5 separate regions of the Homo sapiens genome follow, and regions 1, 2, 3 and 5 are each linked to region 4. A link is a loop called in an ENCODE intact Hi-C map of the cell type or tissue named here. Cell type or tissue: HCT116. All regions are shown on one strand. Region 1 has its middle 130 kb from the start of LINC00703. Region 2 overlaps LINC00703 (long intergenic non-protein coding RNA 703). Region 3 has its middle 25 kb from the start of PITRM1. Region 4 holds the start of LINC00705 (long intergenic non-protein coding RNA 705). Region 5 overlaps LOC105376368 (a long non-coding RNA gene).

Region 1 (5,000 bases), 140 kb after region 4:
ATAGCTGTGTGATAAAGAGGCTGACTCCAGTTTCTGCTGCTTGAAAACATTTAAGCCTCACTGGCCAAATGTTTGTCCTGGGCCTCTCTTCAGCTTGTCCCACATCTGGACAAGCTGAGAAGAAAGCTCAAGTGCTCCCACTTGGACACTGGCAGGAGATTCAGATCACGCAAGCCCTCAATCTGGGCACCTTTACCCAACCCCAACCCCCTGCTCACCACAGTAAAACCCCCAGCTATGCACCTTTCCTTGCTCTTTCACACTGTTTGAGACCTGCTTAAGAGGTTTGCCCTGTTCTGCCATTATGTAAATACACCTTGTTATACTGTCTTGGTGTGTGTGTGTGTGTGTGTGTGGCATCATTGATCTCAACATTGAACCAAATTTGGGGGCCGCGAGTCCACCCTGTCTTTGCAGGGGTTCTTAACAAGGGACAGCTAGGGGGGCGAGGTACCTGGCACATTCCTGGAACAGTGCAAATTGGCATCCGCCTGAAGTAAGGGGAAAAATAACTAGAGAAAGAATCAGATTGTAAATGATGGGAATGGGAGATGTTAGATCACAGGAAGCTTTTTGGCTTTTTTAAGAACATAGACTTTACTTTGAATGAAATAACCATTGCAGGGCTTTGAGCGGAGGATGGGCATGGTTTACTTTTGTTTATTTAGTTTACAGTAGCTGAATTGAGATATAATTCACATGCCATAAAATGTATTATTTTCAATGCCTACAATTCAGCGGCTTTTAGTATATTCATAAAAATATGGAATGTCCCATGAATTTCCATGTCATGTTTACACAGGGGCCAGGTTCCTCTTCTCTGTATGTTCCAGTTTTAGCAGATGTGCTGCTGAAGTGAGCACCTGAGGCTGGCTTGCGTGGGGACCCTCTCGCTGCTGCGGAAGGAGCCAGGCTCTGGAGCAGGGGAGCTGGCGGGTGCGCGTGGGAATCCAGTGACAGAGGACGGTGTTTCCAGCTGCAATGGTGAGTAGCTGGGAAATGGTAACAATCCATGAGGTTCTGGATCTTCCAAAGGCAGAGACAACGGGATTTCCTGATGGGTTGGGTGTTGCAAGTGCTGTTTGTTCTGTTCAAAATTAGGACGTCCTAGACGGGAAACGGGAACTGAAAGGGCAGCCAGTTACCGCCCACGGACGCAGAAAAAGGAAGAGCTGTTTTCTGCTTTTAGTGGCAGGAGAAACCTGATGTGGTGCAGATTTTGTGAAACGAAGGAAGGTCTCCAACTTCCAGGCCCGAAGTCCCTAGACTCACGTAGAGCCGAGGGGTGGAGCCACTGTTTCCCTGAGAGAGAGTACCACTAGCCCAAGAACCAGATAGAGACTATGTCCACAGCAAGCCACTCAGGACAAAGGGAATAAAGAGACAGACGTCCAAAAACCAGTACATAGTGATGACCAAATAAATGTGTGGCTACACACTGTTTTAGGAATTTATACTGTGTTACTGCACTGCTGTTCTATTTTGCTTTTCTCTCCCTATCTGTTGCTCTCTATTTTTCTGTCTCTCTATTCCTCTCTCTCCATTTCTCCCTTTCTATTCCCTCTTGCTATCTCTCTCTGTATGTATCTGTCTCTCTCCATTTCTCTGTCTCTTTATATATCTCTCTATATTTCTTCCTATCTATTCTCTCCCCTCCAGCTTTCTCTCTTTCCCTCTGTGTGTGTGTGTATCTGCTTGTCTGTCTCTGTTTCTTTCTCTTTCTATACATATATTTCTTTCGCTCTCTTAATTGTTAAAGCACTTCTTTGAAGGCTGTCTAACATTATCTTGGCTCAGTAAAAGAGACAGGAGAGTTTCCACACCACAGTAGGTATTGGTGGGAGGATCAGAGCTCCTGGATTCTCTGTCCGGCCATGGCAGCGCCAGGTTTGCGGGGTGCCATATACCCCCAGGAGTTACTGAAATGGCAATGAAGTTGGAAAGTGAAAAACCAACAAGGAAAATTTGAAGACAACCAAAGTGGACAACCCCCACAACCAAGGTGGACAACCCCCCCACAACCAAGGTGGACAACCCCCTCCAACCAAGGTGGACAACCCTCCCCAACCAAGGTGGACAACCCCCCCCCAACATTTTTTTTAGGGCTTTTGATTACCAGAGGCCTTATTTTATATGGCAATTAAGAAGACTTGAAAAGTACCTCATCAAGGTCAGGCGCGGTGGCTCACGCCTGTAATCCCAGCACTTTGGGAGGCCGAGGCGGGTGGATCACGAGGTCAAGAGACCGAGACCATCCTGGCTAACACGGTGAAACTCCGTCTCTATTAAAAAATACAAAAAATTAGCCAGGCGTGGTGGCGGGTGCCTGTAGTCCCAGCTACTCGGGAGGCCGAGGCAGGAGAATGGCGTGAACCCGGGAGGCGGAGCTTGCAGTGAGCCGAGATTGCACCACTGCACTCCAGCCTGGGAGACAGAGTGAGACTCCATCTCAAAAAAAAAAAAAAAATAGAAAAGTACCTCATCAAACAAGCATGCATAAATGAAAGCATTGGGGAGCCAATTGGGTACAGTTAATTTTTATTTACACTCTCTCTCCACTCTGGCTTTATTTATCGCCAAGTAGCTGGAGGGGTAGAATCCACCAGAGGGTAAATCACTAGTTCTGTGTGAACGGGAATATCTTTCTAGTACATTGTTCAAAAATAGATCACAAGTGAGATTGACACAATTCAGAGCAGCTTGTTCTCCTCCTTAAATGTCATGGTAATGCACTCCTGTCTCGACAAAGTCCAGGTTGCACAGCCGTGCACAAAGGCTGGGGTTCTCAAGTTCCTCTGGCGCCCACTTGAGGAAATGCTGTGTTCAAATCCAGAAGGAAAATGCCAAGGTTGAAGTTAAGATGAAAAAAACACCAATTAGAAAAACAATCTGCTAAGCCTGCTATATCCAGTTCAACAACCATCCTTTATTATTTGGGGACATTAAAACTAAAAGGGCCATTGGTGCTGTTATGAAAGATTAGATTGATTTTTAAATCCTCCACACACTCAAGACTTCGTTGCTTCTTGCCAAAACACAGTCATCCTGCACTGAAACAGAACTGATCTTTGAAGGTTGATGAAATACACAGGGCTGGCTGCATTCCATTGGAGAAGATGCCTTATAAGGTGAACAGAACCCAGGGTTTGTCAAAGATGTTATGGTATACCAGGGCTGCTGATATAAGAATATATAGAGTAAGAATTGAGACATAAATTATGGATTTTAAAACTTCTTGAATTTTTTTAAGATCTATAGATCATGCATAAAACTATACTTAAAAGTAAGAGAGAATGACAGCTATTGTCATTCCAAATCTTCTCAAAGTAAAGATTCTAACGTATATCTTCTGGGATCACAAGCATTCTCAAATGCACGGGAAAACAATTGTAATCCGTTCCCAATAACATGAAAATAAGTCAGAGTGCAAATTCCTTGGGAGATGTATTGAGGAGTTGACAACGTGTTGATATTTACATACAATGTGTTGTAGATTTTTTCTGTATTTGCATTGTGTTGCGTGCTATTTATTAAACATAAATCAATTTCAGTTTCTCTAAGACAAACATGAAAAATTCTGATAGCCATTTCTAATAGAAAAACTATCCCACCTCTTTCACCTTTCAGAAAAGCTTGAATGGAAATGCCCAGATCAAAAGTATGATTTTTTTCCTTCTTTGAATTTTGCTTTTTGTGTTGGTTTGTATTTATATATTTATTGTCTCCTTCTGAGGTGACTTTGCTGCTTGGAGGGACTGCTACAAAGGAGTATTTTATCTTAAATTGCATTTAGACTTGGTTTTAAGAAGAGCTAATGACTTGAGTACTAAGCGTTAGAATTGGTGCACTCTAGTTAAGTTATACTCCCATAAAGGTGTTGAATTAGGAGTTTTTAAGCAGGTTTAATGTGTACCGAAATCTTCAGATTGTCCTGTTCATTGTTAGAGCATTTGAGTGTTTCCTTAATAAAGGAGTTTATAACAGAGACCATTTGGTACATATGTTTCTAATTTACTCACACTTAGCTCATTGAAGCCTGATTTTGTGGAGGAAATATCACGTCCAAGAAGACATTGGGAGGCACTTTTCTTGGAAAAGGGAAGTAATGTTCTTTTATTTTATAGTTCACAAACGGACTTCTAAAGATTTGAATGTATTTCAAATGTATGAAATCACAAAGTTCATGCATGTCCTAAATTTGGCCAGCCGTTCTTCTATTTCTATTAGAATGATGTCACAGTGTGGGACTCAAGGCAGAGAAACAACTAAACCTCTCCACCAAAGAAGCAGAAATTGAATTTCCAGTATTCATTTCTCTTGCAACTCCATTAGATTGAAGCCAAATCACCTGCGGGCAGACATTGTCGATCCATGATATCATATTTCCCAGTAATTATAAAATGAAGTGACAGCTCTGAGCAAATTTAGTAGTTTTTACAATTCATTTTAATGTTTTTTAAGAGATTTATTGTTCTGTAGAATCCTATCAACTCTCAGTAAATAGTGTGTTTAATTTTTGGAAGCTCTGTTTTGGAAGCTAAATCATGCATTCCTTTCTGGATTATTGGAGAGAGAAGGTGATGTTGAGTTCAAAGGTTTGAAAGTCACCTAGTTCGGTGCTTCCCACATTCTCGGCTCTGTGATCTTGTACAGAATATTTTGTCTCTGCGTTTCAATTTCTTCAACTATAAAATGGGGGGTAAAACTCACCTGCAATTTTGGTGAAACAAAGTAAATGAGACCATGCCTGCAAAACAAGGAACAGCAGTGGGCATTCCTAGTCCCTTGACAAATGCCAGTTTCCTTCTTTCTTACTTCATCTCACAAGGAATCTCCCTATCATTATCAATAATAATCCCTATAGTGAGTTTTGCCAGATAACAAAAACCTACTTTTAATAACATTTCGAGCAGTAACATTTCTATGGCAACTGATATTTATCATCTTATTGGAGAATTTAAAGTGTCCAATGAATAGTGAAACTACATTTTAAACTAGAA
Region 2 (5,000 bases), 260 kb after region 4:
TTTACTGAGACGGAGTCTTGCTCTGTCGCCCAGGCTGTAGTGCAGTGGCTTGATCTTGGCTCACAGTAACCTTCACTTCCCAGGTTCAAGCGATTCTCTTGCCTCAGCCTCCCAAGTAGCTGGGATCACAGGCATGCACCACCATGCTTGACTAATTTTTGTATTTTTAGTAGAGACAGGGTTTCACCATGTTGGCCAGGCTGGCCTAGAACTCCTGGCCTCAAGTGATCCGCCCGCCTCGGCCTCCCAAAGTGCTAGGATTACAGGCATGAGACACCACACCTGTCCCTGAACAGTCCTTTTTAAACAATATATCTGAAGGATGTATTTTCATTTCTAGAGGGACATTTATACTTAAAAATAAACAAAGGCAACAAGGATGACTAGGCCGATCTCTCCTAGGAAAAAAAATATAGCCAAAGTCATGAGGAGTGGAAGAAAATGATTACCACAAGTTACTGGGGTTAGAAGCACTATCACTCAAGGGAGCGTATTTTTAAAATTCAGGTGTATTCAGGAGATTGTCTAGTTTATTACGTTATCAAGATATCCCTTCACTAGATCGCCCTCAAATCCTTTATATGACAAGACAGTCTGTCCTTGAAGGTTTTTATAAAATTGCTTAAATCTTAATCCCACATTTAGTGGAAAATAAAACACTCTCCCACATTTACAAGAATTCTCTGGAAAATTGGGGTGGAGTCTAATGAGATTGCTGTAGTGAAGGCTATGGTACTTGTCCTGTATACTTATATCTCCCTTTATTCAGTGTATTTACAGATGTCAGGTTCAGCGAATCATTTGTATTTAAGGATACAAAAATATATCAGGGAAAAATGAAGTTGTAGAAATACAATTTGCTGCTTTTGTCATTGCATTTAATAGACCCTAAACACAATTAACATAAACCAAAAAATATGAAGAGTGTGGGAAGTGTTTCTGATAGGATTTGTGAAATTTAAAAGGCCAGTCCCTAAGACATAGGGGCGCTGGACCACCTCATAAATCCACACTTCAGAGCGTCACCATTGACCAGGTTCTGCTGCCAAAGGAACCTATACTTGTTAATTTTCAATGTCAAATTCCACATTTCTCGATGGAACATGAATGGCTCACATTGGAATAAAGGTTCTATAACTAGAAACGTCTTTCTTGTTTTATAACCAGGCAGGCAGGCAGGCAGGTAGGCAGGAGAACAGAATGGGCTACTCAAATCCCACAGTGCTGAATCTGGAGCTTTGCGTGGAGAAAGAGAACGTAGAGGTGGTTTATTTTCGTCTTCACCTGACAAGGATCCTGAGTCTGTGGAGAGTTGAGGGCTGTGCCCAAGACTTTGCTGGAGGCTTCGCTTTAGCTAGAAGAGAGGACTCCTAATTCCCACTTCTTTACTGTGTTTAATTGACCTGGAGATGCATGATGGAAGTTAGATTACAAAGACTGGAAGATTGAATGGATATTAAATCACCAGGTCTTCAAGGAAACAGGGGAGAATTCTATGTCTTGAACTTATAATCTGAGAAGGTAATTCAAGCATGGAGAACACCAATGAGGCACTTCTGCTGGTTCGTTGCATTTCCCTATGTCACTGCTATGCAGCGGCAAGCCGTAGGAATAAAAATTGTTAGGAGAATATAAATGATCATGTAGCATCATTTTCTCAGCTGCAGACTTTATCTCAACATGCAGCGTTTAAGATCCTTTTCACTCTGTGTCGGATTGGGTTCCTCGTCCCCATTCAATGTGCCCTCCTGTTTGAGACACGCAGTCCAGCCTGATGGCTCACAAACTTAGGTCCCCACGCCGGCCGCATCAACATCAATGCAAAACTTGTTAGAAGTGACATGCTTAAGGTACTTCCTGAGAACTGTGGAATCAGAAACACCGGGAATGAGGCCCAACAGTCTTTCTTTTAACAAGCCTTCCAGGTAATTTTGATACATGCTAAAGTGTGAGAACCACTAACTCTAGCCTATTGATATTGCCTTTTTAAACACTATCCCCAGCCAGGTGCGGTGGCTTATGCCTGTAATCCCAGCACTTTGGGAGCCAGGGTGGGCGAATCACTTGAGCCCAGGAGTTTGAGATCAACCTGGGCAATGGGTGAAACCCTGTTTCTACTAACAAAATACAAAAAAAACAGAGAAATAGCCAGGCATGGTGGGTGGGTACCAGCTCCTCAGGAGACTGAGGTAGGAGGATTGCTTGAGCCTGGGAGGTCGGGCCTGCAATGAACAGTGTTTGAGCCATTGCATTACAGCCTGGGCAACAGAGCAAGACCATCTCACAAAAAAGAAATTAAAAAATAAACACTACCCCCAATAAATACTTATTTTATATGTAGCTGATTTTAGTTATTTTCATCTGAGCAAACTTAGAGTACATTGTATATGTACAGTATTATTCTAAGTATTTTAGAAATAGTAACTAATTTAATCCTCTAACAGCCCTATGACATAATAGCTCTATCATTTCAATCTTACAGTGGAGGAAACAGGCACAGAGTAGCTGGTGGAAGATGTGAGTCCCGTGCTGGGAAGCCTGGCTCCCAAGCCACCCTCTCACACAGGATCCTAATAAGACCACTCGTGACCAGCCCTCAGCTCACTCTGGGCTACCCTTCTCAACCCTCACTTTGAATATGCATTTGTTATTTCTACCACTCATTGTCCACCTTCATTCTTGCAGCAAGAACTTTCCAGCAGTCCCTGGGGAACACTTCCTCTAATCCCTTGCTAACTAAAATGAAGTGTGGCATCAGCCCAGCAGCGGCAGTGCCCCCCGGAGGTGTTAGAAAGGCAGAACTTCAGGCTCTACCTTGGAGCTGCTGAATCTGAATCTCATTTAACAAGATCCTCAGGAGAAGCAAATGCACTGTCCTACCACAGTCTTCATAACATTCTTCCAGGGACAAGTCCATCTGCAAGATGCAGAAATGAGCATTGATCTGGGGGAATTTGATCAGCAATAATCAATCCCTCTAGCCACAGGAACTGGTGCCTGATAATAACATAATGCAAAGCAAGGCAATAAGGTGAGTGAAACTTGAGGGGCATGACTTCTTGTGTGTGTTTTTGGAGGAGAGAGTTTCCCTGTTACTCTAGACTGGATGCCATTGTGACGTGAGACTAAAGACGCCAGACTCCACCATATAGAGCAGGGTATGGAGCCAGTCAGGTGATATGGAGCCCCAGACAAAGACAGGCCCTGCAGCATCTTTGTCTGGTGCCAGGTTTTCTTTTAACCTTTTAGTTTTGTGAGTCAATCAATCTCCTTTTTACTGAATGCAGGTTGAGTCCTGTTTTTGTTTCTGGGTCACATATGCAGTAAGACATAGATACCAGTACAACATCTGCTCTACTCATTGGGTACTTTATTAGCTCTCACCCAGGGTTGTTAATAAACACCTGTGTAGGTGTTTTTATCTCTGCAGATAGAGTGTAAGTTCCTTGAGAGGATGATACTACCTTCTACCTTTTTATTTATTTATTTATTGTTGGTGACTGCTATGATGCCTTGTAGAGTACAGAGTAGTGAACATGTTATTTTATAGTGAATAAAGAAGAATGAGTTTAAGAACATTAATTTGCAATGTTTAAAATGGTCAGAGGAGGGAGGACATTTAGTTCATCAAATTTTCACTGGACGCTGTCCAGGGCCATAGACTAGGCTGTGCATTGGCGATGCAGAGGTGGTTAAAGTATGACTCCAGACATCAAATATACTACAGATCATGGGGGGAATCACAGTAACTTTTTAATAATTTTCAACGGATGTAGGATAATTCATAGCACTCTTATGCTGTATACACAGGAGGCGTATTTCATAGCTGAAGGTAGAAAGCAGATTGATTAAGCAAATTAAGGAGTATGATGAGTAAAAATCAAAAGTGGATTTGAATCCAAGTGAGTTTGATTAGAAATACAACTTCCCCCACTACACGAGTAAACCATTCTGAGTTTTTAATTTCTTGGTTTGTTTTCACCATTGCGTGCCTAAAAGTTGGCTTCAAAAAGTTCCCCTTTTTAGTAAATTGTAGAATTTTTATCTATGAGAATGCTTGTCTACGCAAGCATTTCCACATGTGTTTAAATCCTCTTGGCTAAAATTTATCTAATTGGAATAGTTAATAATGTTTGATGCATTACTCAACATACTGATGGCATCATTAGTTGAGAGCTGTGTCCTTAAATGAGGTGAGTTCTTCCCCTACTGAACATGTGCATCAGCTCTGCCCCCACAGGCTCACTTGTCCTGCATGTCATAAAAGGAGGAACTCATAAACTCTGGATGAAGACAGGATCCCTGGTATCTTGTGATTTCCTGGACTCATCTTCTGTCTATTTAACTTTTTCACTATATCCTACTCATATTAACACAAGGGTATTTTAATATTCTTCAGATGCCTGCCCCGGCTCTTCAATACTTACGTCATGTTCTTTTTAATTTGATGACAAGATTAGATGTTGTGTTCTTGTCTTCCCAGCCTCTAGCAAGCCTACTGACTTGACTTGGAAAATCTGTGGAGTTTTGACTCACTATCAGCTACAGGTATGAGCTTGGGTGTAATTTTAAAGGTATTTTCTATACCACTTAATAACTGCATCATCTTGGCAAGTAAGCTCTCTAGTTAAGGGAAGATATTTAATCTAAAAATGTCCAAGTTTAATCATATGTCTACAGTTGTTAAAATACAATATGTATGGGCTTAGGTTTTCAGTTTTAACATGAAAGAACTTGGAGCTGTCACTCTGTCCTTACAATAGAAAAAATCTGGAAAAACTGAAAACAACTTTATAAGAGCCATCAGAGAACTGAGGTTGCAAAGCAAACTACAGCACCAACATCTGGAGAGACAGGTTCATCTGGAGAGACACAGCCCAGAGGTGTTCACCTGGAACAGAAGCTGCTGGATCCCTGAGGGCTAGGAACACTGGCATGGTCACTGGAGGACCTGCGGGAGGCTTAGTGTCCAGCGTGGCGCTGCAGTCTTAGGGGAGCTC
Region 3 (5,000 bases), 1.5 Mb after region 4:
AGGGTTTGGCTCTGTCCCCACCCAAATCTCATCTTGAACTGTAGCTCCCACGATTCCCATGCGTCATGGGAGGAACCCAGTGGGAGGTAATTGAATCATGGGGGTGGGTTTTTTTTCTGTGCTGTTCTCTTGATCGTGAGTGAGTCTCATGAGATCTGATGGTTTTATAAAGGGGAGTTCCCCTACACAAGCTCTCTCTTGCCTGCTGCCATGTAAGACGTCCCTTGCTCTTCCACCATGATTTTGAGGCCGCCCCAGCCCTGTGGAATTGCGAGTCCATTAAAGCTCTTTCCTTTATAAATTACCCAGTCTCCAGTATGTCTTTATTAGCAGCGTGAGAGCAGACCAATATAGTCAGAGTCCTCAGTAATGAGCAGGGCAAGTTCGACAGCTGGGCCGAGCACTACGCCAGGAGCAATGCGTCTGGCTTCCTGGAAAGGTGGGCTTTATGTCTTGGCCATCTACAAGGATCCCCTGCACAACCAGCTACCTGGCACCCCTTCCCTCCAAAAGAATCCACCCTTCTGGCTGATGAAGGATGTCTTGTTCATGTGGATGCTTTCAACCCCAAACAGACCACCCGGCACACAGTAAGTGCTCAGTTTTTACTTGTTTTATAAGACTTGCAAGCATCAGTTATGATCAGATGGGACAGGGCTCCAATCGTTTGCCTCATTCGCAGGATGGTGGCCTTGAGCCTAGGGAATAAGCCTGCAGCCATGAGTCCTGACACCTAGGGACCTGCTTGCCGCCAGGTCTGGAGAGTTTCCAGCGGGCTCTTAGAAGGCTGTAAGGCAGCCAGGAGCAGCCAGCAGCACCTGAGCCAGGGCGAGCAGCTTTGACTCAGTGGGTTTCCTGACGCATGGTTGAGACCACACACATACTCCTCCATCCTCAGCCTTCCAGAAACGAGCCCCGCAGATGCCTCTGTGTGCTGCGATTTGCTTCCTCATTTACTTCTCTGTGTCTGAAGTTCCTCTTCTGCCTTACCTGCTGGTCCCTGCAAGCTGCCCTCCTCACCTCCCTGTTCGCCTGCTGACACCACAACCTGAATTCTCACTCTGGTCCCGGCCCAGACACACAAATGGGCCTCACCTGCCCTGACAGTGGAGGAGACCCTAAGCAGCTAGGGACCCTAACCAGCCAGGGACCCTAACCAGACTGGGGACCCTGGGGCTGCGCTGGGCAGGTGAGGCCCGTGTGTGTTTGTGCTTCAGTTTGCCCCATGACATCCGTGCACGTGACCGTCTGTTCTGTGTTTGTTCTGCCTGAATGTGTGAGAAAGCTGCCCCGATTTCTACTAAAACTAAACCCAGGCTGGGAGAGACCTCCAGGTCAGCAGGAGCTAAGGGGGTGCAGAAAAGCTGAGGCCAGTGGCTGGATCCCTTCCCCACATCTGTCTCCATCTGTGTGATCTCTCTGCTGCTTCTTCAAGGCTGAGCCACGCTTCCCCAGCCTGGTGTCTCTGTGCACGAGGGCTGTCGCCACAAAGCACCACAGACTGGGGGTTTAACTCCCAGCAAGGTATTTCTCACAGTCCTAGAGGCTGCAAGTCTGAGATGATGGTGTGGGCAGGGCCAGTTCATCCTGAGTCCTCTCCATGGCTTGCAGACGGCGTCTTCTCCCTGTGTCCTCACAGGGTCGTCCCTCTGTGTGCACCTGCATCCGAATCTCCTCCTCTTATCAGGACATCAACCCTGTGGTTTAGAGACTACCCTGATGGCCTCATTTTACATTAATTACCTCTTTAAAGACCCTATCTCCAAATACAGTCATAATCTGAGGTCCCAGGGGTTGGGGCTTCCATGTAGGATTTCCTGGGAGACACAATTCGGCCATCACATGACCACCAGTGTCCCCTTGGGCATGCATTGAATGCTTGTGTTCACCCCAAAAATTCATGTCAAAGCCCAAGCCCCTCATATGGCAGTATTTAGAGGCAGGAACTTGGGGAGACAATGAGGGTTGGATGAAGCTATGACTTGGGGCCCCACGATGGGACCAGCGCTGTAAAAAGAAGAGGAAGGGGGCAGAGCTCTCTCTCTCTCCCTCTCCTCTCTCTGTCTCTCCTCTCTCTCTCTCCCCCACCCCCATGTGAGGATACAGTGAGAAGGTGCCCTCTCTCAACCAGGAAAAGGCCCTCATCAGCAAGTGAATCTGCCGGTGCCTTGACCTTAGACTTCAGTCTCCAGAACTGTGAGGAATCCCTGTTTGCTGCTGAAGTCACTCAGTCTTCGGTATTTTGTCACGGCCCGAGCTGGCTAAGACAACCAAGCACTTCTTAAGTAACGAATGGGCCCTTCTCAGAGCCCAAATTAGCCCTAAACACGATTCACCTGAAACACTGGGCATTCCAATCCTAAATCATGAGAATCAGCTGAGCTTCAGACTGGTTTAAATGCCAAAGAATAAACAAGAGAATGCAATATTCAAAAAGACATTAAAGTTTGAATTATCTCAATCACCTGCATATATCCAATTGGCTAGATTTTCACATTTTCAAATAAATATTGACTGCATTTGCACTCAGTGGAACTATATTCCTAAGTAATATTCTGGGAGTTGTATACAAGACAATTTTATGAAGCCTCTTTAACATCACCTCGTTTTAGAGTCTGTGTCACATAATTGACACCCGCCGTGCTGGGGGCAGTGTGGTTTGCCACAGTCGCAATCACTGGCGAATGAGCTAATCCCGAAAGTTGTTTTATGAGCTTCTTTTCACCAGTGACACCGAAGCACTGATCCCTGTCCCTGATAAGCCTCGTGTAATGACTCAACCCTAAGAAATCCACAAACAGACAGCTATCCCTTAAATGAATGCATTTTTGAGAGATCCCAGTGAAAATTCTGAGCTGCCGTTGCTGGAAGACCTGATGGGGACGTCTCCTTTCGCTGCTCCATGTGGTAACGCAATGGTCAGCGGTCACTCCCTCCTGATGGAAGGAACCAGCAGCACCTGCCTGCTACCAGCTGTAGAACGAGGGAGACTGAGTGGGAGACGTTCCCAGAGTCTCGGCAGCGCCCGGCCCGGTTCAGCCAGGCCTCTGCTGCCCTCCGGTGGCCTTCGGCTGGAAGCAGCGGACAGAGAGTCCCGCTGCAGGAGGCTGGGACGCAGAGCATTCCTGGAATTAATTCCTGGACTGCTGGGAAAGCGGCCGGGGTGTCTGGGGTGTGCAGGACTAAAGCAAACCACTCAGCCCTCGGCCTGTAACTCCTTGCTTCCCCCAGTGCATTTTTCTCCTTGGTAAAATCCAGATGAAATGAACCAAAAGAAAAAGCAGCCTCCAAGATGAGAGGTCCCGGAAGGAAGCCTTGGAAGGAAGCGAGGGGACGCCCCTGGCCTCGGCCTCATTGCCTGTTCCTTCTCCTCGGCAGCTCTGCATGGCCCCCCAGCAGGACAGCTCATCCAAGGACACCCCTGCCTGGGGCCTGAGGACCCACCTGCAGGGCCAGACCCCCCTCCCCACCCCGGGGTGAACACAGCCCCCACAGGCCCCAGTGGGCGGGAATGTTCCCCGTGGTGGCCATTCACATAACAGGACAAAAGAGCCCCCACGTTTGCTGGGATGACTCTTGGGAGACCGCCAGCAAGTTGCAGACCACGGCAGAGGCCGAGCTGAGATGGGAATTCCATGCCCAGGTCTCCCTGGACTGAGGGAACGTGATAGAAAGCTGAAATAGAAACAGAAACAATAGTGACGCCTCTTTAGAAAGGCTACAACTGAAAACTGGTTCCCAGTCTAGCCTGATGGACACACGATCTGAAGAGATCCAAGACCCGTTTCTGAGAGGAGAGAGAAGACCGTGGCCGGCAGACAGGGGTGATGCTCTCAGCTGCCCTTTTCCAGCCAAGGCCAGAAATGTGGTGTTGCTTTGGCTGGCTTTACACCCAGGACCCCAAGCGAGCTTCCTCCCCAAAGTGGGCTGTCCTCTGGACTCTGGGTTGGGGACATCTCTGAGCCAGCTGGGAGGTCAGAGACAGGTTTACAACCAGGAACCCCCTCCCAGGCCCGGCATGAAGCGTGGGCTGCGTACCTTAAAAATGTGGCTTTAGAAAGTGAAATGTTGGCCGGGCGCAGTGGTTCACACCAGTAATCCCAGCACTTTGGGAGACCGAGATGGGCGGATCACCTGAGGTCAGGAGTTCAAGACCACCCTGGCCAACATGGTGAAACCCCATCTCTGCTAAAAATACAAAACTTGGCCGAATGTGGTGGCGGGCGCCTGTAGTCCCAGCTACTTGGGAGGCTGAGGCATGAGAATTGCTTGAACCCTGGGAGGCAGAGGCTGCAGTGAGCTGAGATCGTGCCACTGCACTCCAGCCTGGGTGACAGAGTGAGACTCCATCTCAAAAAAAAAAAAAAGAAAAAGAAAAAGAAAAGAAAAAAGAAAACAAGAAAGTGAAGCAGCGTCAACACCAGCCAGGCTCAGTACCCTGGAATTACATATTCAGTTTGTGGCCTGATGTGGGGTAAGTTGGTTTCAAAGAAACAATAAACCTGTAATTTTAACAAATTGATGTTTGGCAAACTAGACATTCTAGAAGGCAGTCGTTCAGAGGGCAGCTGCTGGTGGCTGGACAGCTTCTGAACGGGCAGCCAGTGTCCATGGCCAGGTGGGCAGTATTTGCTTCTCAGTTCCAACTGGAATCATGACTCCAAAGCGACAGCTGCCACGAGCAACAGAGAATGGAGAGAGACACACCCAAGCGTGGCCACACAGCAATTCACAGTCAGGAAGGAGAAGCCGGAGAGGGACTCAGCCGATGACCCCAGGAGCCACAGAACTCCCACTCACTGCAGGCGAATCTACCCGGGAGAGAAGGGAAAAGAGGTTCCCCAAACACCACCAGGGAATAGGATGATATTCATAGCAACAAGCATTTATATGATACTCTGTGCTGGGTGCTTTACCTGTATGTACTCATGAATCTTGATAACGCTTGAGCCAGGAGCTCTTCCGTGAACATTGTCGTTTTGTAGAAGAAGAAACAGAGT
Region 4 (5,000 bases):
GGGAATGGCAGACAGATTCAGCACCAGGAGAACATCACATAAAGGACAAGTGTGTATGTTTAAAAATGGCAAGTTTCGGCCTGGCATGGTGGCTCACGTCTATAATCCCAGCACTTTGGGAGGCTGAGGTAGGTGAATCACGAAGTCAGAAGGTCGAGACAATCCTGACCAACATGGTGAAACCTTGTCTCTACTAAAAATACAAAAATTAGCTGGGTGTGGTGGCTCACACCTGTAATCCCAGCTACTCGGGAGGCTGAGGCAGGAGAATTGCTTGAACCCAGGAGGCAGAGGCTGCAGTGAGCCGAGATTGCTCGCTGCACTCCAGCCTGGTGAGAGTGAGATTCCGTCTAGAAAAAAAAAAAAAAAAAAAGACAAGTTTCTGCTTGACTTATAAGACCTAATCCAATGTATTTCTAAATCAAATAACAGATAGATGAAGGCATTTTTAAAGCAATTATCTCAGGTTTTCAAAACAGGTTTAAGAATGCGGTATCAAAGCCTGGACTAGGTTTCAATATTTCAGTATTTACAGATGACGTCTCAGAAAACAAAGAAGCCGTTATTGACAAGTGCTTTCCAGGCCAAAGGCAAGTGCCAGGGAGTATAGTGACAGTGGATTTGCTGCCAAACTGATGATTTTTTCTTGTTTTCTTTTCAGCCCTATTTGTCCTGGGCTCGGAATGTTGATGCAGCTATTTCTATTTGGTTATGGGTAAGGAAACGCTGCATTTATCACTGTGCCTACGTTTTCCTTCAAAGAGGCACGTGTAACTGTGTTCAATTGCAACTGAGAGCGTATTTTAAAAAGGAATTTGGCTTCAATGTCATTAACTGACCTTAAATAAATTGCTTGTGAGATTTTACAATATTAAACTTAGCTCAGAAGAAATGCTGAAATTAGTAAATAATGATTTTTAAGAACTTATATATGTCATCTTTTAAAAAACCTGCTACTTCAAATAACTTCAAAGTGAGGAAAAGCTTTTATCAGCTTTAGAGTTAAAATGCAGATGTTAATCGCAGGTTAGGATCTTGATAATTTCTAAAAAGACAAATGCAGCATTATTTGTAAAAGTACATACAGTCGTGTACAGCATAACAACGTTTTGTTCAACGAAGGACCACATATACCATGGTGATCCCTCAAGATTATAATGGAGCTGGCAAACTCCTGCCAACTCATCAGGCAGTCGCCACTGTAAGACTGTAGCAAAATGCATTAGTCCTGTGTTCGTGGTGATGCTTGTGTACACAGACTTACTGCACTGCCAGTCATATAAAAATACAGCACATACAATAAGGTATAGCACATAATACCTGACAATGATAATAAATGATTAGGTTACTAGTTTAATATGCTATAGTTTTTATTGTTATTTTAGATTGTACTCTTTATGTTAATATATTATTAAAAGGTCAGTTGTGAAACAGCTTCAGGCACTTCCTTCAGGAGCTATCCAGAAAAAGGCATTGTCATCATAGGAGATGCCAGCTTAATGCGTGACGTTGCCCCTGAAGACCTTCCAATGGGGCAAGAAATGTAGGTGGAAGACAGTGATAATGATCCTGACCCCGTGTAGGTGTAGGCTATTGTGTGGTTTGTGTTTTAGTTTTTAACAAAAAAGTTTAAAAATTAAAAAATTAAACAATATAAGAGCGCTTATAGAATACGGATATAAAAAGAGACAATATTTTTGTTCAGCTATACAGTGGATTTGTGTTTTCAGTGGAGTGTAATTACAAGAGTCAGAAAGTTAAAACAAAGTGAAAAGTTTATACTGTAAAAAAAGTTATAGTGGGCTAAGGTTAATTCATTATTGATGAGAGAAATTTTTTTGTACATTTTGTGTAGTCTAAGTGTACAGTGCTTGTAAAGTCTGCAGTAGCATACAGTAATGTCCAAGGCTTTCACATCCACTCACCACTCGCTCACTGACCCAGCCAGAGCAACTTCCAGTCCTGAAAGCTGCATTCATGGTGAGTGTCCTACACAGGTGCATCATTTTTATCTTTTATACCATATTTTTACTGTATCTTTTCTATGTTTAGATATGTAAATACCATTGTGTTACAATTGCCTACAGTATTCAGGACAATAACAGGCTGTACATGTTTGTTGCCTAGCAGCAGTAGGTGTGTAGTAGGCTCTTCTGTCTAGTTTTGTGAAAGTTCACACTATGATGTTTGCATAACAACAAAATCACCTATGGATGCGTTTCTCAGAATGTATCCCCATTGTTAAACGATGCATGGCTCTGTGTGTGTATGTGCAGGACTCTGTGTGTGTGGTATATGCATACCACATACGCACACATCCACACTATACTATGCACTCTACATATATACAACTACATAGGCAAATATAAAGCTGCATGTGCATAAATACACAAACAAACACACATACATATGTATAAAAGGTAATGTATTGATATTAATACTGACAATGTGTACTAAGCATATATTTATATACCCTTAAATGTATATTATTTTAATACATACTATATTATGTTATATACTAATACACTTTTTTAAAACTGAAAGAAATCTCGTTGCCAATTTGTGTTTCTAAATATGATGTCCATATTTTTTCTGATTTTATTACTATAGCTGTGATCACGTCATGTAACTTAATTTTGATGATGTTTCTCACAGTATAGTTTGAGGGTATCCAGCCTCAGATTATCTGAGGATGTAGCTCAAGATTTCCTAATTTTGCAAACAGCAAGCTTCCCAGGAGATTCTTAGATTCCTGCTAACAAAAGGCGGAGACTCACTGGACAGTTACTGAAGATAGACAGTAGGGGGCGGAAGGGCCCACGCTTCTTTGATATTGGTGGCTTTGGTTTTTCAGTGACGGGGGACACTTTGACTTCAGGTATGTTCTGCATTTAGAATTTTCAAATGAACGTTTCTTGTCTGTTCCCTTCTTTTTTCTGCCTCCAAACATAATGTCTATCATTGTAAAAGTAATAAAAAATCACTGAACAAAATTTGGAAAATACCAAATGAATAACAATAGAAATAAAGTAAAAAAAGAACCACTCAAATTCCCATCATCAAGAAATAAACATTCTGATAATATTTAATTTTATTTTCCTATATATATTGTGTGTGTGTATATATGTATGTGTATATATATACATATATTCAAAATGTATTATAACACAAAATGTATAAAATATATAATAGTATAAACAAAATTATATTATATATGTCATTTTCATGTCATATGTCAGATATAGCATATTAATACATACCCAGTTTTCTAAAATGCTGATCTCTTTGAAATATTCAATTATCAATTGTGTTTCTTTCCTCACTGAAGTTCCTTTTTACGACTTTTGGTAGTGAAGAGATAAAGTTCATTACAAAACATGCCAGGCTTAAGCAATTTTCCAAAGGGATTAACGAATTGCAGTGGCCGCAGGCTATGTAAAAATTTTTAAAAGGTGGTGTCTCTCATATTCTTCAGCATAACTTGGGTCACAGAAACCCAGGCATAAAAATTCATTGTGAACTCATATTCTACCATGGCCTGACACTGGTAAGTTATTTTGTTGCAAAAGCCTTAAGCAATTTGAGATGTCGAAGCACGTTTTCAAGAGTTAGCACATCTCCATTGTCTATAAACTGCATGCATATTTTATGCCTAAAAAATATTTCATCTTCTGATTTTCTAGCTTTCTTCTGCAGGTTGTTTTTTTTTTTTTAGAATATTTTTCAATCATTTTAATTCTCTATTGTAAAACTTGGAAATCTCTACTTATGGACTGCCAAGAACAGTCTGAAATTAAATCAATTTACTCTCACTCTTAGTGAATATTTTGGGAGTGCTAGGTATTGAATGTGTCCCCCAAAAGTTCATGTGTTAGAAATGTAATCCTTCTGCCCCTATGATGAGATGAATGGATGAATGAGGGCTCTGTTCTCATGACGGGATGAATGTTGCTGTCCCAGGAGTGGGTTTATTATCACAGCAGCGTTATTCTTGTGCCTGTGAGCTCTCCCTGGCTCCCTTGCTCCCACTCTGAGCATGTGATGCCCTCTGCCATGAGGTGAGGCAGCAAGAAGGCCCTCACAGATGCCGGCACTGTGGACTTCCAGCCTCTAGAACTATGAGCTAAATAAACTTTTTAATATAAATTACCTAGTTTGTCATCTTTTGTTACCAATAAGAAAAGGCAATAAGACCGGGAGGTTCTATTATGATGTCATTCATGGGAAAATGGTAGACAGGACAGAATCTTTGCTGGCTCCCTAGATACTGCCTTGGAATGTTACTCTTGGAAAACAGTGGCTACAGAGTGATGCCTTTCTCCATAACTTTAATTTACCTTAAGAAAAGCTTTGAGTGCTACTGAGTCGGGAATGAAAAACCTAGAGAATGTTCTGTCCTGTGGGAGCAAGGAGTATAGTTAGTCCCTGTATTACTACCCAAAGGGGCATGAGGCTTCACCCTCCTTGGGCTCCCTAGGGACTTATAATGCCTTCCTGTAATTATCGGGCCAGTTAATTTAATACTAATCCACTTAATTCAGTTAACATCAGATTTGTCCTAGGGATCTTGTTACATCCTTTTGTATACTAAAAGAGAAAAAGAAAAAAAAAAAGATTTGCTTCTCTTTCAATATTCCTGGGAAGTTGGATATCCACATGGAAAAGGCAGATCTCTAGTTCACAACAGATAAAAAATAAATTTTACTCAATGTGAAATTAAATGTAAAAAATAAAACTTCAACATTGTAGAAGAAAATATAGAAAAAGCTCTTTAGGTCTGTGAAGGAGAAAAGAATTATCGAAATCAGGCCATAAAGAAAAAGTACAAGTCATAAAGGCAATAAATATACAAATAGAGTTTAACCTCTGAAACACTTGACCGAATGTTCTGAGGTAAAAACAACAAACCAGCCATTGAAGGGAAGAACAGATTGACAGTGCATATAACACAGAAAGAAGTAGTAATCAAACTATTTAAAATTGCCTAATAAATCAAAAAG
Region 5 (5,000 bases), 480 kb after region 4:
CACACATGTACACACAAGTATTGCACATAGCCACATGCACACACTCATGCACACATGTACACACAAGTATTGCACATAGCCACATGCACACACTAATGCACACATGTACACACAAGTATTGCACTTAGCCACATGCACACAAAGACAGGCAGGCCATTTCATGCCACCTTCTTCTAGACTGTCAAGGACACAGTTATTTTTTTTTCATCCAGTTTGGCTTCTTCATCAAAATATTTTTAACAAAAAATTCATGATTCATCTTTTTTAAGTTTCTTTTTTTAAAAAAATTTCAGTTCCCCATTCACTTTAATCTGGTGATTTTTCAGAAACGAATGAACTAGCCACACTGCATCTCCTCTCATGCCAATTGTCCTTGGAGTCTTTTTTTTTTTTTAGAGAAGGAGTCTCACTTTGTCTCCCAGGCTGGAGTACAATGGCACAATCTCGGCTCACTGCAACCTCCGCCTCCTGGGTTCAAGTGATTCTCCTGCCTCAACCTCCCGAGTAGCTGCGATTACAGGCACATGCAGTGATGCCTGACTAATTCTTGTATTTTTAGTAGAGATGAGGTTTCACCATGTTGGCCAGGCTGGTCTCGAATCCCTGACCTCAAGTGATCTGCCCGCCTGGACCTCCCAAAGTGCTGGGATTACAGGCGTGAGCCACCGCGCCCAGCAGTCCTTGGAGTCTTTGATCTGTGCACTAAAGAACTGGCAAAGCCAATAATGTTCTCTCTCCCTTTGAGGATAAGAATTCTTTGGTCCACCCAGAATTTGTGTGGTCTTGCAGCTTCTAAAAACAAGTGGGAGGAAGAACAATGAAAACCTAGACACTGCTGTTTACCAAGTGTTCTTTGAATAGCATCCTGATTGGCTGCACACTGGTTTAACTTTCCCTCTTTGAAACTTCTGCTTCTGAATCACCAAAATAACAACCCGAACTTGGTGTTCTAGGGCCCAGCAGCAGCCTGAAGCCCTGGCCACTGTCTGTTCCCCTTCTTATTCCACATTTCTCTGTCTCCCTCACACCATCTGCTGAACTCGAGTCTGAGGGGACACTTATTTCTAAACCCAAGTCATGTCTATGGTAACAGAAGAAGCTGAGCAGGGGCCAGCTGAAGCTGTTGTCACTCATTCCTCTCAAGGCTGGGGTCCCTCATCTCCCTGTCCTACCTTCTATGGGTGTAAGGTTGCAACTCAGGCCCACATGGAGGTCTGTGGAATAATCTTGGATGTCCTCCTCCAACCCTCAGCTGTCAGGTGGCCTGAGCTGCTCCAGGCCAGTGGTTCTCAACCTTGACAGCCCGCTATAATCCCAATGTCCAAGCCACACCAAGACAGGGACAGGACACATGTGTCTGCACTTTGTTGTCAGCGTCTACACATGCCAGCTCTGGAGTCAGACAGGCCTAACTTTAAATTCATGCTCTGTCACTTCTGAGCAAGCAGCAACTTCTGTCATGATGCAATTATTCTCTATGAAAGTGGTTCTACCACCTTAAAAATGGAAAGATTAACTCACGAGTTTATAAATAACAAGGCTTAAAACAATCCAAAATATAAAAAACCGAAAATGAGAGAGAATGGATGGGGAGATATATTTTAAAATACCAGTGTATGTAAGCGGGGTTTCCATAAATTCAATCTAACCATGGACATATTCAAAGGCACATGGACTTGTAGGAACATTTTCTAGAAAGTTTAAGTGCAGAATACGTGAAGCCTGTCAGAAAGTTTAACAGCACACACACAAACACAACAAAACATACTTGTTGTTTTCACTGGGTTTTTGACAAAATCATTTTGGGCAAGGCGTGAAGGTGACATGGGGCAGACAGAAAACAAAATTGCTCTGTTCCACGGTTTTTAAATCTTCTTCACCAGAGAGAATAACCTCCCCAATTGGGAGAGGTGAGGTTAACCTGTTCACATGGGCTGGATCAGGGCTTGCACGTCAATGTTTCCAGAAACACAAGGCCCTGTGCTGCCTCGGGAACCTCCACGTGTGCAGGAAACTGACGATTCTTTGGGAAAGGAAGAAGTGCCACAGACTGGCTGTTTTCCTGATTTTCACGGAGAAATTCTGGTGTTGAGCCTGGACAAAATTCTACAGCAGTTTATGACGCACATACAATAATTTATTGAGGTTTGCAAAAAACAGAAGGTTTTGCTAAGAATGTATGTAGAATGATCACTCTTTTGAGATCGCAATACCAGGCATGCAGCATCATCTCTCCTTCTTTTTTTTTTTTTTTTGTTTTGTTTTGAGATGGTCTCGCTCTGTCACCCAGACTGGAGTGCACTGGTGCGATCTCAGCTCACCGCAACCTCCGCCTCCGAGGTTCCAGCCACTCTCCCACCTCAGCCTCCCCAGCAACTGGGATTACAGGAGCATGCCACTATGCCTGGCTTTTTTTTTTTTTTTTTGAAGCGGCACTTTTTTTTTTTAGTAGACGGAGGGTTTCACCATGTTGGCCAGGCTGGTCTCCAACTCCTGACCTCAAGTGATCGCCGGCTTTGGCCTCCCAAAATGCTGGGACTACAGGCGTGAGCCACTGCGCCTGGCCAACATCATCTGGTAAGCATATTTTTCTTAGATCCTACATGGTGGTTAGCTCAGATTCAAGGCATATGGGCGTGGTGCCTGGCCGCCCTCTGTTGGCAGAAACCAGTGAGAGGGAAGGAAGAGGCTCTGTTGGAGTGACATGGATCTTACAATCCCAGGGTGACCCCTGCCTGGAGGCTGCCTTGTGTCAAAGTGCTCTGATTTGGTTCGGGTACAGGGTACCATGAGTGTCCGGGATGGCAATGACTAGGCTATCACAGCAGGGCAATCTCCAGAGGAAAGTGTCTCAGGAAGGAGATAGCATGGCCACACTTTAGGAGGCTGGGGAGAGGACGTTTCCCCTGGGTGCAGTGATGTGAAAAGGGCTGGTAAAATCAGAAAGAGCCATATTCCGGGGGGCACAGCAGGAAGGCGCCTCTGGACAGGAGATGGACAAGAGGACACTTCCCAGCGACGATGGCAGAAGGAAAGCAGGTGTCGACTTTTTCTCTCGTCTGAAGCAAAAGAAACAATTATGAAGGGATTTTGTTGAAGACACAAACCTGTAATGAAAGGGATAACGCAAAAGGTAAAAACATCATCACACTTAAAAAAAAATTCGTAAGGTAAAAACATTGGCACACTTCAAAAACATGGTGAAATTTTTATAGATTTAAGGGGTACAAGTGCAGATTTCTTCAAAAAAAATCTTAAAAAGAAAACATGGTGGTTGTGCAAAACATAAACCCACAGAGAAAACATGAACCTGCAGTTTTAGAGAAAACATAAATCTGAAGAATAGAGAAACATATTTGGAAGCTATGCATCCAACAAAGGTCCAATCTAATCTCTAGAATCTACAAGTAACTCAACTCTACAAGAAAAAAAGCAAATAACCTGATTAAAAATTGGGCAAAGGACATGAACAGACATTTTTCACTGCACGGCAGTGAAGCCTGGGCTTTCATTGTACCCATCACCCGAATAGTGTATGTTGTACTCAGTAGGTAATTTTTCAACTCACACTCCCGAAGCCTTCTACATTTTGGAGTCTCCAGTGTCTATTATTCCACCCTGTAGGTGCATGTGTACCCACTGTTTAGCTCCCACTTAAGTGTGAGAACATGTAGTATTTGACTTTATTTCTAAGTTATTTCACCTAGGACAATGGCCTCCAGTTCCATCCCTGTTGCTACAAAAGACAATTTCATTCTTTTCATGGCTGAGTAGTATTCCATGGTATATATACACCACATTTTCTTTATCCAGTTATCCAATGGTGGACAGTTAAGTCAATTTCCTATCTTTGCTATTGTGAATAGTGCTGCAATAAACACATGAGGGCAGCTCTCTTTTTGATATAACGATTTCTTTCCCTTTGGTAGATACCCAGGAGTAAAGTCGCTGGAATGAATGTAGTTCTACTTTTAATTCTTTGAGAAATCTCCATGCTGTTTCCCTTAGAGGTTATTCTAATTTACATTCCCACCAATGGTGTATAAGGGTTTGTTTGCTCCACATTCTTGCCAACATTGGTTTTAGAAATTTTTAAGAATAGCCCTTATAACTGGTGTAAGATGGTGTCACATTTTTGGTTTTAATATGAATTTCTCTGATGATTAGTGATGTTGAGCTTTTTTTCATAGGTTTATTGATTACATGAATGCCTTCTTTTGAAAAATGTCTGTTCATATTCTTTGCCCAATTTTTAATTAGGTTATTTGCTTTTTTTCTTGTGGAGTTGAGTTCCTTGTAAATTCTGGAGATTAGATTAGACCTTTGTTGGATGTATAGTTTGCAAATATGTTTCTTCATTTTGCAGGTTTACGTTTTAGCTATTGATTATTATTATTATTATTATTATTATTACTATTATTTTGCTGTGGTTAGTTTAATTAAGTCCTATTTGTCTATTTTTGTTTTGTTGTATTTGCTTTTGAAGACATGGTCATAAATTCTTTGCCTAGGCCAATGTTCAGAATAGTTTTTTCTGGGTTGTCTCCTGGGACTTTTGTAGTTTGAGGACTGATATTTAAGTCTTTAATTTATCTTGAGTTAATTTATGTATATGATGGGAGGTCTGAGTCTACTTTCATTCATCTGCATGTGGCTATCTAATTTTCCCTACACCATTTATTGAATAGGATGTCATTTCCCCAATGTACATTTTTGTTGACTTTGTTGAAGATCAGTTGGGTATGTGGCTTCATTCTTGCTTCTCTGTTCTGTTTCACTGATCCATGTGTCTATTTTTATAACAGTGCCACACTGTTTTAGTTACTATAGCCTTGTAGTATAATTTAAAGTCAGGTCATATAATGTCTCCAGCTTTGGTCTTTTTGCTTAGGGTTGCTTTGGCTATTCAGCCTCTTTTTTGAGTGCATATGAATTTTAAGATTTTTTTTTCTAATTCTGTCAGTACACTTTTAAAAGCTGCAAAGCAGATGTATGACAGT

What was found. A loop is a pair of places that touch in the nucleus more often than their neighbours do. Peaks named below come from ENCODE experiments on the same cell type or tissue, not always from the same donor. Only the 100,000 strongest peaks of a DNase experiment are listed, where the experiment ranks them.
Region 1: it touches region 4 in a loop (6-fold over the local background); 50 of 110 quality-filtered maps call a loop at or near these places.
Region 2: it touches region 4 in a loop (2.2-fold over the local background); 4 of 110 quality-filtered maps call a loop at or near these places.
Region 3: a loop joins it to region 4, with 3 times the contacts of the local background. A loop is called at or near these places in 49 of 110 quality-filtered maps.
Region 5: a loop joins it to region 4, with 5 times the contacts of the local background. A loop is called at or near these places in 4 of 110 quality-filtered maps.

What each region holds. Positions count from the first base shown.
Region 1 is chr10:4,510,815-4,515,814 of GRCh38, reverse strand. It overlaps the pseudogene RNU6-163P. Among named protein-coding and RNA genes, the nearest start is that of LINC00703, 130 kb to the right of the region's middle. RefSeq lists an enhancer at 1,195-1,244. In HCT116, a CTCF peak has its summit at 2,813; a DNase peak (open chromatin) is centred at 2,804.
Region 2 is chr10:4,389,641-4,394,640 of GRCh38, reverse strand. The region is part of intron 1 of LINC00703 (long intergenic non-protein coding RNA 703); the gene reads right to left. LOC105376372 (a long non-coding RNA gene) reads left to right here. Exons shown (of 6, transcript XR_001747337.1): 2 at 2,686-3,031; 3 at 4,484-4,548. Among named protein-coding and RNA genes, the nearest start is that of LINC00703, 7.9 kb to the right of the region's middle. In HCT116, a CTCF peak has its summit at 2,762 (motif pointing left); a DNase peak (open chromatin) is centred at 2,770.
Region 3 is chr10:3,195,594-3,200,593 of GRCh38, reverse strand. No RefSeq gene overlaps it. Among named protein-coding and RNA genes, the nearest start is that of PITRM1, 25 kb to the right of the region's middle. In HCT116, a CTCF peak has its summit at 3,060 (motif pointing left); a DNase peak (open chromatin) is centred at 3,003; H3K4me3 peaks cover 561 bases; H3K27me3 peaks cover 1,566 bases.
Region 4 is chr10:4,654,581-4,659,580 of GRCh38, reverse strand. MANCR (mitotically associated long non coding RNA) reads left to right here. Exons shown (of 4, transcript NR_024475.1): 2 at 1-128; 3 at 1,856-1,980. LINC00705 (long intergenic non-protein coding RNA 705) reads right to left here and starts at 3,425. Exons shown (of 3, transcript NR_015425.1): 1 at 3,261-3,425. In HCT116, a CTCF peak has its summit at 2,813 (motif pointing right); a DNase peak (open chromatin) is centred at 2,820.
Region 5 is chr10:4,172,032-4,177,031 of GRCh38, reverse strand. LOC105376368 (a long non-coding RNA gene) reads right to left here. Exons shown (of 4, transcript XR_930587.4): 4 at 2,575-3,059. Among named protein-coding and RNA genes, the nearest start is that of LINC00702, 69 kb to the left of the region's middle. In HCT116, a CTCF peak has its summit at 2,682 (motif pointing left); a DNase peak (open chromatin) is centred at 2,651.